3 separate regions of the Homo sapiens genome follow, and all the other regions are linked to region 1. Evidence: chromatin contacts called from ENCODE Hi-C or POLR2A ChIA-PET data. All regions are on one chromosome and are shown on one strand. The core of a region is the stretch at or near the end of the contact, and the rest is flanking DNA. Distances in the headings are between cores, read along the strand shown. Region 1 overlaps CYP39A1 (cytochrome P450 family 39 subfamily A member 1). Region 2 has its middle 29 kb from the start of CLIC5. Region 3 overlaps CLIC5 (chloride intracellular channel 5).

The links. Hi-C counts contacts between places; a loop is a spot of excess contacts on that map. ChIA-PET counts read pairs that join two places held with the same protein, here RNA polymerase II (POLR2A). Pooled maps may share reads with other maps.
Region 2: a loop to region 1 is called in a pooled map, with 17 times the contacts of the local background. The contact joins two enhancer-like sites. A Hi-C loop is called at or near these places in 10 of 37 single-sample maps with no recorded cell type and 10 of 50 pooled maps.
Region 3: a loop to region 1 is called in a pooled map of heart left ventricle, with 1.8 times the contacts of the local background. The contact joins two enhancer-like sites. A Hi-C loop is called at or near these places in 9 of 168 maps with a recorded cell type or tissue (CD4-positive, alpha-beta T cell, CD4-positive, alpha-beta memory T cell, CD8-positive, alpha-beta T cell and 5 more), 19 of 37 single-sample maps with no recorded cell type and 21 of 50 pooled maps. POLR2A ChIA-PET finds 5 or more read pairs at or near these places in 1 of 52 experiments (activated CD4-positive, alpha-beta T cell).

The regions. Positions count from the first base shown.
Region 1 is chr6:46,626,903-46,630,883 of GRCh38, forward strand. The region is part of intron 6 of CYP39A1 (cytochrome P450 family 39 subfamily A member 1); the gene reads right to left. Among named protein-coding and RNA genes, the nearest start is that of CYP39A1, 24 kb to the right of the region's middle. Within about 2 kb of position 2,236, at least 2 of the 41 ENCODE cell types and tissues checked have a DNase peak (open chromatin) inside an H3K27ac peak, as active enhancers do.
Region 2 is chr6:46,043,075-46,046,904 of GRCh38, forward strand. It overlaps a transcript of CLIC5 not described here. Among named protein-coding and RNA genes, the nearest start is that of CLIC5, 29 kb to the left of the region's middle. Within about 2 kb of position 2,362, at least 5 of the 41 ENCODE cell types and tissues checked have a DNase peak (open chromatin) inside an H3K27ac peak, as active enhancers do.
Region 3 is chr6:45,945,079-45,948,675 of GRCh38, forward strand. All of the region lies in intron 3 of CLIC5 (chloride intracellular channel 5), which reads right to left. Among named protein-coding and RNA genes, the nearest start is that of CLIC5, 69 kb to the right of the region's middle. Within about 2 kb of position 1,478, at least 4 of the 41 ENCODE cell types and tissues checked have a DNase peak (open chromatin) inside an H3K27ac peak, as active enhancers do.

The sequences.
Region 1 (3,981 bases), core at 986-3,485:
CATAATGTATTAGTCTGTTTTCACACTTCTTTATAAAGAATTCCCTGAGACTGGGTAATTTATAAACAAAAGAGGTTCAACTGACTCACAGTTCTGCATGGGTGGGGAGGCCTCAGGAAACTTACAATCATGGCAGAAGGCAAATGGGAAGCAAGGCACATCTTACACGGTGGCAGAAGAAGGGGGTGGGGAAAATGGCCAAACACTTTTAAAGCATCAGATATTATGAGAACTCACTCACTATCACAAGGACAGCCTGGGGAAAACTGTCCCCATTATCCAATCACCTCCCACCAGGTCCCTCCCTTTACATGTGGGGATTACAATTCAAGATGAGATGCGGGTGGGTACACAGAGCCAAGCCATATTACTTAGATTTTCAGTTACGCAAAACGGATGTTCATAGTTGTATGTGCCTAAATATAGCTTTAGAGATTCAATAAAATTGGATACTACTTTTTAAATGACAAACATAAGCAATTTAGCTAAACTACAAATGGCTGTTACTTTTATTTATTTATTTTTTTTTTTTTTGAGACAGAGTCTCGCTCTGTTGCCTAGGCTGGAGTGCAGTGGCGCAATCTCGGCTCACTGCAAGCTCCGCCTCCTGGGTTCACACCATTCTTCTGCCTCAGCCTTCCGAGTAGCTGGGACTACAAACACCTGCCACCACGCATGGCTAATTTTTTGTATTTTTAGTAGAGACAGGGTTTCACCGTGTTAGCTAGGATGATCTCGATCTCCTGACCTTGTGATCCGCCCGCCTCAGCCTCCCGAAGTGCTGGTATTACAGGCGTGAGCCACTTTTTTTTAATGTCTCCTTTTTCCTTAACAGATTACAGTTTTTAAAATTTTTTCTATTTTTAAAAAAGCCAAAGTATTTTTAAAAGATAAAAAGGCATATAAAATAGTTAATAAAAGTTTATATGTATTACTACATCAATAAGCAAGAATAAGTGACTTTGAGGTCTTTGTGCACCCACATTTGGGAAAGGGGTTGAAAACTGCTCCCAACAGTACCAATTAGTATTTTGTAAAACAGTTCAAGTCCAAGGTCAGAGATGGGCAAGAAGAAGAAGGGCCACTCAGCTCACTGAACTGCAGAAGCAGCCACCATAATGTCATTCCATTGTTTTGGAGAGGTAAGAACAAATGAGAGAAAGGGCAAGGAGGAAAACTCTGTATCTTTGCTGTGTCAAAGAGAAGATGAATTGAGTGTGTTCTTTGGTACTGATTTATCTATTCAAAAAGAGATTTTGATGGAGTCTTCATACCATGCCAGAGAGTCTTCTACCGATCATGGTAAACACAAATATGTTGGGAGATAATTCCTGTCCAAAGTATTTTCACATTTAGTTGGGCATATGAATACATATTGGAGAAAAATGAACGAAATGTACAAGACAGTGAGAGAGCAAACACATGTTACAAAAAATAAATACTGTGGGAGTTGAGAGTGGGATGGGGTAGCAATTGCTACTGAAAGTATTTAGAAAGAATGTAAGAGATGCAGCAGATAAAAAAGGTAAAATGTCAGCTTTGTGATTGGTTTGGAGAAATCTTCTAAAAAAATCATTTGGCAGTCAGAAATTTCTTGGAACTTAGAAATGGTTTTCCCATAAAAATAATTTCATAAATTATAGTTAATATCTTGGGCCACAATGGAGCCTCCTAGTGACCCAGTGCCTAACCCATCTGAAGCCTGAGCTCTGAGTCCTATGGGCCTTGAGGCAGAGTACAAAGTAGGAGAGAGGAGATATAGATATACTCTGGGCTCCAGGAAAAGACAGGCCCCACCACCTACACCTCTGGTAGGGCTTCTGGTATTCTCAGCAGCAATAAAGGTCACTAAAGCAGAATAGCAGTGGATATTCCCACTCTGGGGCCTTTGAGCCATCAAATATTTGGAAGCCTATGTTCAGTATTAACGGGCCATTGAAAATAATGATTGACTGAAACTAGGGAGATAATTTTTGTAAGGGAAGAAAACTAGCATTTATTGAAGACCTATGCTGAACCAGGTGCTATTAGCCACAATCTATTTCTTACCAAAATAATCCTTACAACAACCCTTTAAGGTAGGTATAGCATTAATCCCATTTTACAGATAAGGGCACTGAGGCTTGGGCAGGTTAAACAATTGGCCCACTGTTACCCAGTGCTGGCAATTGGCTTTGGATCTGACTCTAAAGCCTCTCCAGGATCTCTGCCTGCTCACCAGGCTGCCTCTTGGAGGTGCCAACAAGAGCCAGTGAGATGGAATATTCTCTAATCATCAGACACTTTCTTTCTGAAATGAATGATTTAAATCCTTTCAGACCAGCGCCAAGAACAAATTCCAAAGAACCGACTTCCCCTGTGTCAGATCAATGGGGCTTTGTGTGTCTTTCTTCCGGGGGATGTTTCTAACAAGATATTGAAAAATAATTCTTTGACAGGAGTGCCTGTTTTGTTGCTACTTTGAGAGTTGTTTTGATGTTTGTTTCTCAATTTTGCTATAGCTTAATCAGTTTCCAAGAATATTATTTAAGGAAAAACCAGAGAAGAATATTATAGGTACATAAAGAAGGGGAAGGGTTTAGACTACTTTTACTTGACCATATCAGATGAAATGTATATTCCACTGGCTAACATACCTTTGAGAAAAGAGGCCAGAATTTCTATCCCTTCTCTTTATGCAGTAAATTTTTCAACAAGTTAAGGGAAACTAGAATATCATGACTGAGAAAGCCTTTAACAACCTAGGCCTTTATAAAAGTAAGGCTAAATAAATAATACTTAAAACATCTTCCTAATTTCTATCTGTTAGAAGAAAAAGGAAGAAAAATGCCCACACATATCATCATGGATAGGTTAAATCCTCCTGTTTAGTAGAAAACAAGTATATTTAAAAAGTTACCCTTTAATTTCAGATAATATAAGTAGCATCTTAGGCTAATGTGAGAACCTCCTGGCCCAGGAAACTGTTGGCACTGAACATGACGTGACAGACAAATCTCATGGCTCTAATCTAATGCAAGACAGATTTTAAAAGAAACAGTTTTTTAGCCGGGCCCAGTAGCTCACGCATGTAATCCCAGCTGCTCAGGAGGCTGAGGCAGGGGAATCGCTTGAACCCGGGAAGCAGAGGTTGCAGTGAGCCGAGATCACGCCATTGCACTCCAGCCTGGGTGATAGAATGAGACACCATCTCAAAAAAACAAAACAAAACAAAACAACAACAACAACAAAAAAACCCACAAAAAACAGTTTTTTAAGTCTTGCCTCTCTTTAGAAGTGTTGAAAGTTCCAATTTCACCAGCACCATTCATGCGGAAGCTTGTAGGACCATAATGCTAAGCAATGCAAACAGGAATGGCACACAGAAGGAGAATGGGTACAAATGGAGAGAAAGAGCTAATATTCATTGATACCAGCTAGGCTTATCTTATTAAATCCTCATAACAACTTTGTAGAGAAATGAGAATTACCATTTATTGAGCACCCAAGTTCTAAGACCACAGTGGGAGGTTCACATACATTATCCCTTTTTTTACCCTTATTAGGTAAAATAGTACATTATCTCTTATTAGGAAATGGAGGCACAGAAAATTTAAATTACCACCATGACAGTCTACAACTACAAATTGGGATGTCTGGATCCAAGCCCAAGTTACCTGAAACTATCCATTTACTTACTCTTTCCAATAAAAGCATGTGGCCAATCCCTATTCATCTTTTCAATACCAATACTGAGCACATTGGTAGACATACAAAAAGTGTTCCATAAACAGATGTTGTCTACAACTGGCCCCAAAGGGCAAGCTTTTCCCTCATCCTGTTACACACTGCCTTTCAGAGGACAGAATTTGCTTGAGATCTGTTTCGTCTCCTTTGTAACCTAATCAGATTTCATTAGGCATTCAGTTTTGGTTTTTATCTCACAACCAAATCCACTGTAGTTTTTTTCTTTTCCATAATGAGTGATGAGTGGAAAAAAGA
Region 2 (3,830 bases), core at 1,112-3,611, 580 kb before region 1:
ACATAGCCCACCCATAAATCACTCCTAATGACTTTGCGTCATTAGCACCAACAGAGTTGGTTGCAGTTACTAGATGCAACAGTGATGATGAGACTATTAACGGTGCTGATAATGATGTACAGTTATTGAGCACCCTCTGTGTACCATGTACTGTGCTAGGTACTTTGTATACATTGGTTCATCTACTCTTTGCTATAGCCTTATAAAGCATGTATTGTATTTTCTTATTTTATAGATGAGAAAAGTGAGGATTAGAAGTTTTAAGAAGCTGGCCTATAATTACACAGAAGGGAACTAGATTGTGAAACCAGGTTAATGTCTTCATTTGCTTATGCACCATGTTCTCAAATACCTGCAAAGTACAGGAAAAATGATAGGGCTGGTGGTGAGATAGAGAAAGGCTGGAGGTGGTGGAAGTATAACAGGTCAACTTATTTTGGAACTTTTGTGCTGCCAAATCACATAAGGCAAACTCCTAATGTACTAGGTTCACTTTTTATATTGAGGTGGAGAAAGTTGTTTCAAAGTCAGAGGGTAATTGTAGCAGTTAGAAGAAGCTAAGTTTAGGAGCCACTTCAGAGTACAGTTCAGGCAACACACACACACAAAATCTGAACTGTGGAGATGGGAAGAAAGGAATGTCCCTTCACTTGTGCTTCATTTACTTCCTGAGGGCAGCTCATGCACTGTGCTATGTCTCCATTCACCAATGTGAAAAATGAGGAGGGAGGTGGTGCTCTACACTGAGGTATGGCAAGGAGCTCTCTGTATCTAACTTGCAGAGGGCAGCAGAGTTTATCATTGCATTCTTAAAAGGAGGGACAGCCCACTCTTCAGTTCACAGATTCATCGGATGCCAGTCAGCCTGCTGTGTGCAATGTCCTCTGCTGTGTGTTGTGGGGTAGGCGAAGTTGGATAAGATGCATTGCCTGCTTCCATATGCTTGTGGGAGAAAAGAAACAACTACAATGCTGGGAGCAAAATAGTGCCTGGTATCTACCTGCGGAGCTGCCCAAATTCAAAAGCAGCCATTAGCACAGTAGTCACCCATGAGGGTCTCTGTGGTAGTCACCTGTGAATGCTTCAAAGGTTCTTTCCTTGGAAGATGCCATCTGTTGTGGCTTGAAGTTTTACAAAGGGTTCCTTGCTCCAGTTGAGGCTTTTTGACTAATAAAAAAGGAAAATACCTTGATAAAAATAACCACCTCAGATCATATTTATTCCCTGGAATGACTGCACTTGACAGGCTCTTTTCCGAGAGTAGTACCCAAAGAGGGTACATAAAGAGGGGAGAACAAGGAAGGGGAAAACAAGAAGTAGTGGAGGGAAATGGTGGCTTTGGAAAGAGATTTTACCTGTATCATCACTTGGTTTAAGACCAGGCCTGTCCAGAAATTTACATAAATTTGGAAATTTTGCACTGTGGATTTGAGTTATTTGCTTTCAGTATTGTTACAAACCTTCAGGGCAAAGGTAAAATGGAAATGGAGATTTGGTGATCTTTTGCTTCACATCTGGAGAGCAGACCCGCTTGACAGTGGCAGGAATGTAGGTTTCTTGGGGTGAGCCTGGATGAAAATGCTTCTGGGAACTTACTTCTCTAACTAAACAGTCATCTATTTTTCTTATATGATTTGGGGGCCATAGAGTGACTGAAGATGAAAAAGAATGCATATTCAGCTACTTGTAGGATTATAACACAATTAATGAAAGTTACAATCTAAACTATATCCTACTGAAGACAAAGAAAGTGAAAGAACAATAGCTCAAATTCAAAATGTATCTTGATCCATCACCTGACAATGAGAATCAAATTAATAACTCTCTCATAAATCATCAGAGGTTATGGGAGATTCATCTCCTGTGTTTGAGGCCTTCATTCTTGAGCACTCAGCTCCTCCAGAAGCGGCTGGCATCTAGCATGCTTGCCATAAATAAATCATTCTTAGCTTGCTGACCTGGAGCAGTGAGTGGGCCGTAGTCCCCCACCACACCCGCTCTCCTCTGAGAGTAAAATGCCCTGTTGCATTTTTAATACCACCCTAAGACTCTGTGTCAAGTTTCCACAAAGTTTGCCAGAGGAATTAGCTTCCTCTTTTTAATAGGCAGTTCCAAGAGGTCAGAAGATAAACAAGTTTGAAAACAATTACATTTTTTTTAAATCACTTGATCCAACATACCGCATCTTGCATTTTCAGAAAAGATTGGCTTCTATAATTTTACCACCTGGTACAACATATTGAAATGTACTTTATTTAACACAATAACCACCGAGTTATTATTATTTTTCTTGCTTCCTTTCCTTCCTTCCTTTTGCAATGTGGGAACTGCCTGCCCAGGGGAATATGACTCACCCTGGATTGACTCAGAGTATATATGACTTCATGAAACACCACAGAGTGAGGGCAGAGAGTCACTGGCCCATTCTCCATGATGCTGGTTGCCAAGAAACCATTGGCCTTCTAGGTAACAAGATGGTCTACCTGTCTTTTGGGGTTGTTCATGGAAGTTTACTTAGTGTCTGTGTATCTATGGCTCCCTGTTTGATCAAACAAGACACGTGAATAAGAAAGCAGTAAGCCAGAGAGGAACTTATTTAATCATTATTCAAAGTCAAAATAATTTTATCTTTAAACAACTATACCTACTTTTTAAATTTAGTAAATTATTACAAATTATAAATATTTTTTATTTTTTATATCTTATAAAGTTCCAATTATGCCATATTACTAATTGGTATTTACCAAAATACAGCTATCTTCCACATCTTATTCTCTTCTATGAAATAGTATTCATGCAATTTTGAACATGTTCCAGTCATTGGAAGCACTGGCTAAGGAACGCACATGAACATAAGCATTTGGTATTATTATTTTTCAAATACAAGTTTTGACAATCGCCTTACCTGTGTAAAGGCAGGTGCAATCACTTTGGGGCATGGGATTGGGGAGCTGGGGCTGAGGAGAGGGTGCCAGAATTACTCCATAGTTACCCAAACCATCTTCTCCAGTAGGACTTTGGTGAAACATTAGTTTGGATTGAAAGTACAGAAACAAAGTGGACTAGATTCCAGAGATGAAACTTGCCTTGCTTACCCCTGAGTAATGCTTCTTCTAACTGATGTGTAACTTTTCCTCTTGGGGTTTTAGTTCCCTCCACTATGTAATGAAGACAATCTCTAAGGTTCCTTTCTCCTCCTCTGATAGCTTCTGCTGCCATCTTATCTGCCTCACTTAAGGACCTTCCTAGTTACAGTAAAATCAACAGCAAAACAAGCTCATCAATTCCACCTCAATGGAAACAAAAGAAACGAAATGAAGTGTCAGTACCATTTCCCAAAACCAACCAGTGACTGTTGACTAACAGTGCAAAGAGAGTGGGAAATGGTCAAAAGTCTCTTTAACATCAGACCACCTGGTACTGCCTTTTCTGAGATTAGACATTTTACTTAGAAAAGCCTGTATGGTCAATTCAGTGTGGTCACTTAAGAGACCCCATCATTCATGTGAAACTTGCTTTTTACTTTCAGATGGGTGTATACCATGATGATTTTGATAAAGTCCACTTGAAACCATGTCCATTTCTGTTTAGAGTAGTTTTAGCACTCTTTCTATTAATAACAGTCATCTCCTTAAATAGAAGCCTGTGTCAGCGAAGTCTAACTACACAGGAGGTGTTTGTTCCTAACAGACATGCACAGGGGCCAGCGGAGATGACCAGTCCTCACTGCATGCCTGGAGGAAGTGTGGTGCCCAAGATGGCTCAACCATCATTGATTTGACAATTTAATAATCACGATGGTGGAAACAATCTGTGTCCATTTATCTGGT
Region 3 (3,597 bases), core at 228-2,727, 680 kb before region 1:
GGGGATTTAAGACCTAAGGTCACCAATTGTCTGTACAATTGCACCTGGGAGACAGACCCAAAACAGGCACTGGCCACTCTTTCTAACTCCTTGAGCTTCCATTTAATGAGCTCTTACTTCATATCAGGCTCTAGGCTCATTAGTATTATTTTTTACAATAGCCCTATAAGATCAACAGTATGGTTCTTGTTTTAAAGATGTGAGAATTAAAGATTCTAGAGAATTCAGGTCATTTGCCTGTAGCGGAGAATATGCATACTCACTAAATAGCCATGTAATTCTGTTTCCCAGCTTCTCTCTCACCTAAGTTGGGATCACGTGTGGATTCTGACCAATGGCATAGGAAGGAAAGTAATGTCACCATGACATTTTTTTTGCAGGCCTGGCCCTGCAAAACACTTTGGGAGATCTTTCTTCTCTCTCTCCCTGAAGGAGCCTTGGAGGGCATGTATTCCAAAAACTACAGGATGGAAGAGGGCCACCCTACCCTCTCAGAATTTGCTCAAGTGAGAAATAAACCTGTGTTCTGTTAAGCAACTGGAATTTTATGGCCGCTTTGTTACTGCAACATAGCACAACCTAGTGGTATGGATTTGAACCCGAGTCACTCTGACTCCAAACCTCCTGCCCCCAGCTACCATGCCATCCTGTGGGAGGTCTGGAGGCTGTTTCTCTACCTCCCAGAGGGTCAGAACTTTCTTGTTTTTTACTGTGGTGAGTTATCGCTATACATTTTGTAAAATAATGAATTCAAGTTGTCTTCCAATTCTGTCAGTGTTCTGAACCCTGTTGATACTTAAATCATTCTTGCTAGATGACTGACTAAATGACATGCTGTGTAAATAGACTGTATCAGTTTACCCTCCTGAATTTTTATTACAGCATCTATGTGCTAGGATTATTTGAGACAATAACCAGCTCTGGAAGAGTACTTTGAGAAACTCATGGAATTGTGGAACATGCAACAAAAGACATCTTGGAGACTATGTAGTTTCACCCCCTCATTTTAGAGATGAGAAGGCAAGGAGGGTCTGAGCGGGAGAGAGGCTTGTCCAAGGTCATATGACAAACACTCATAGAGAGGTGGCCAGAGGCAGGGCTCCTGACTCTCAGTGCTGAATCCTAGAAACTTTGGCCACTTCAGGAGATGAAAGGCAAGGGCCAGAATGTCTCAACAGTAATCCCAGCATTAATCACAACACTTCCTTGTCGAGTGTTCACTAGATCAATCTAAGGAGAGGGATGGATGTTAGTCTCATTTAGAAACAACTTGAGACTTCCTGGATTCCTCATTTTGACACCAAATGCTCCCTGGGATCAAATGTGATTTGAAAAAAATGGTTGGAGTGTTTGTATGTGGTTTTCTCCTTTAAAAAATAAAGCTAAGGGAAAAAGCCTCCCATAATGTGTTGGCTTTTGGCAGCTTTTACAAATAGTGGTATGATGAGAAACACATGGCCGACCAGCGCTTGGTGAATGGTTATGAGGGTTTTGCTGCCCCCTAGAGAACCAGAAGGCCAGGCTGTCCTGCTCCAGAGGCCTGACAACCTCCCAGCCACTCCATCTCCCAGCCTGAGTCGCTGGGGAAGCTGGTGAGGCTGGTGGTTTGTTCTGGGCAGACCAGCAGGTCTCTATGGGGCTGAGGCACTGGCTTGGTGACATTTACTGGGAGGTAATTGTGGCACCTGCCTCAGTCTGATGGGTGCAAAGGCATCTAAGGTATAATCCTGGGATGCTCTGGAATACTTGATGGCCTCACCCTTGGCGCCCCCACCTTGGTAGGCTTCTGGAGATATGCATTTTAACAGCATCAAGCGTTCTGCTACCTGAGAGTAGTGGATTGTTAGGTCACTAACATGGCAGGAATGCACTTCATAAAACCTCCTATACACAACTGCAGTCCAGAGAAGGACCTGGACCAGCGGGAGCAGAGCTCAGGACAGGGAAGGTAGGTGGAGAGGAGGGAGTGGAGGGAGGGTCCACATCCAGCCCTGCCCAGCTCTATTTGGATCATGGAAACTTAGAATCTGATGAAATGATGACGAAGTCAGATGATGACTCGCCTCTGGAAGAATGTTCAAGGACGCATGGGGCATACAATTCCAGTGATCTCTGTCCACCTTGTGGTCCCACCGTGGTTGCAGATTGGAGACCCCTGAGTTAGAGAAGCAGCCCAGGAAAGGCACAGTTGCACTGGGGGTGGTGTGGTAGTGGTGAGGGAACCTGGCTAAAGGGCATGTGAAGAATCAGAGAGCAAGAAGGGCTCTGGGAGATATCCTGTCACAGAGAAGGGAACTGAGTCCTAGAGCAGAGAAGAGACTGGTTCAAGAGGTGAAGGGACTGGCTCAAGAGGTCACAGCACATCACTAGCAGACTAGGATTGTACCCCAGCCCCTCACCCCTCCATCCACTGCCTGGCAACAGACCAAATGGGCCCCTCTGCTCCTCACTGCTTCCACTTTCCACTTCCTAATGATCATGACGGAAGCCCCCACTCCTGAGTGCCAGTGTTACTTCTAAGAGGGAAAATGTTAACTGCGTCATGAACTTTCCTCTATGGGTCTCCCAGGCAAAGTCTAAACTCTAGTTATTGAAAACAGCATTTTTTTTCATGTGGGATTTCAAATCAGTGCTAGCAATGAGGTTGAGTCCCGGGGAGGGGGATGGAGTCTGGGCTCCCTCAGGGCAATTCCAGTGAAGTGGCTGGCTGGTGTCCTCTTCAGAGATGTGTGTGTGTATGTGGGGCTGTCCTATTGATTTAATTAATGCACTTATTTAGAGTCTATACTCAGCTGCTTCCAATGGGCTTGAGGTGGCTTTTTCACTCTCAGTGTGCAAATAAGCTGACTGAATATGGATGACAAAGAATATTTTTAAGGAAGAATATATGATTGTTTAAGGCTTATTTGGAGCATGACTGGCAGTTTTAATTTTTTAACAGCAATTCACTAGATGTGCAACCTTGGGTAAGTGACTTACTCTCTCCCTGTCCTGACTGTGAAATGAGGATAATGATAGTACCTAGGATGCTAGAAGGATGAAATGAATCATATTAGCTAAGTGTTGTGAATGGTGCCTGACACAAAATGAAGGCTATAAAAGTGTTGATGAATAAATAAAACTTTAAAATAAATGCAGGATGGTGGTTTTTAGTAGTCAAATCTCACTAACTTTACTTACTCAGTATGTCCTGAACCCTTCCTACTCCTCTCCCCCGATTTTCCTGCCCTGTCTTGGCTTAGCCCTTCATTCGTCCTGCCTGGACAGTCACCAATGGCTCCCCAGAATTAATTCCTCTATCTCCAGCTTCATGGTCCTCTAGGATACCGACTTCCCTCAACCTCTAAAGTAGGTCTTAAAACGGACTCCCCACCTCCTGTGCTTAATCCCTTTCAGAATATCCCACAGGACTCACTACAGGATAATACCCTACAGGATAAAGTTCATGCCTCACTCTATATGTAATATTATTTTTCTAGTTTTTTCAAAAATTGTGATTGTTTTAATCCTTGATAATAGTATTCTTTAATGAACAAGTCTAGCTTGGGTAAATTTTAGAAGCCATCTGTCTTCTTTTTACTGCTCTTTTCCATCAGT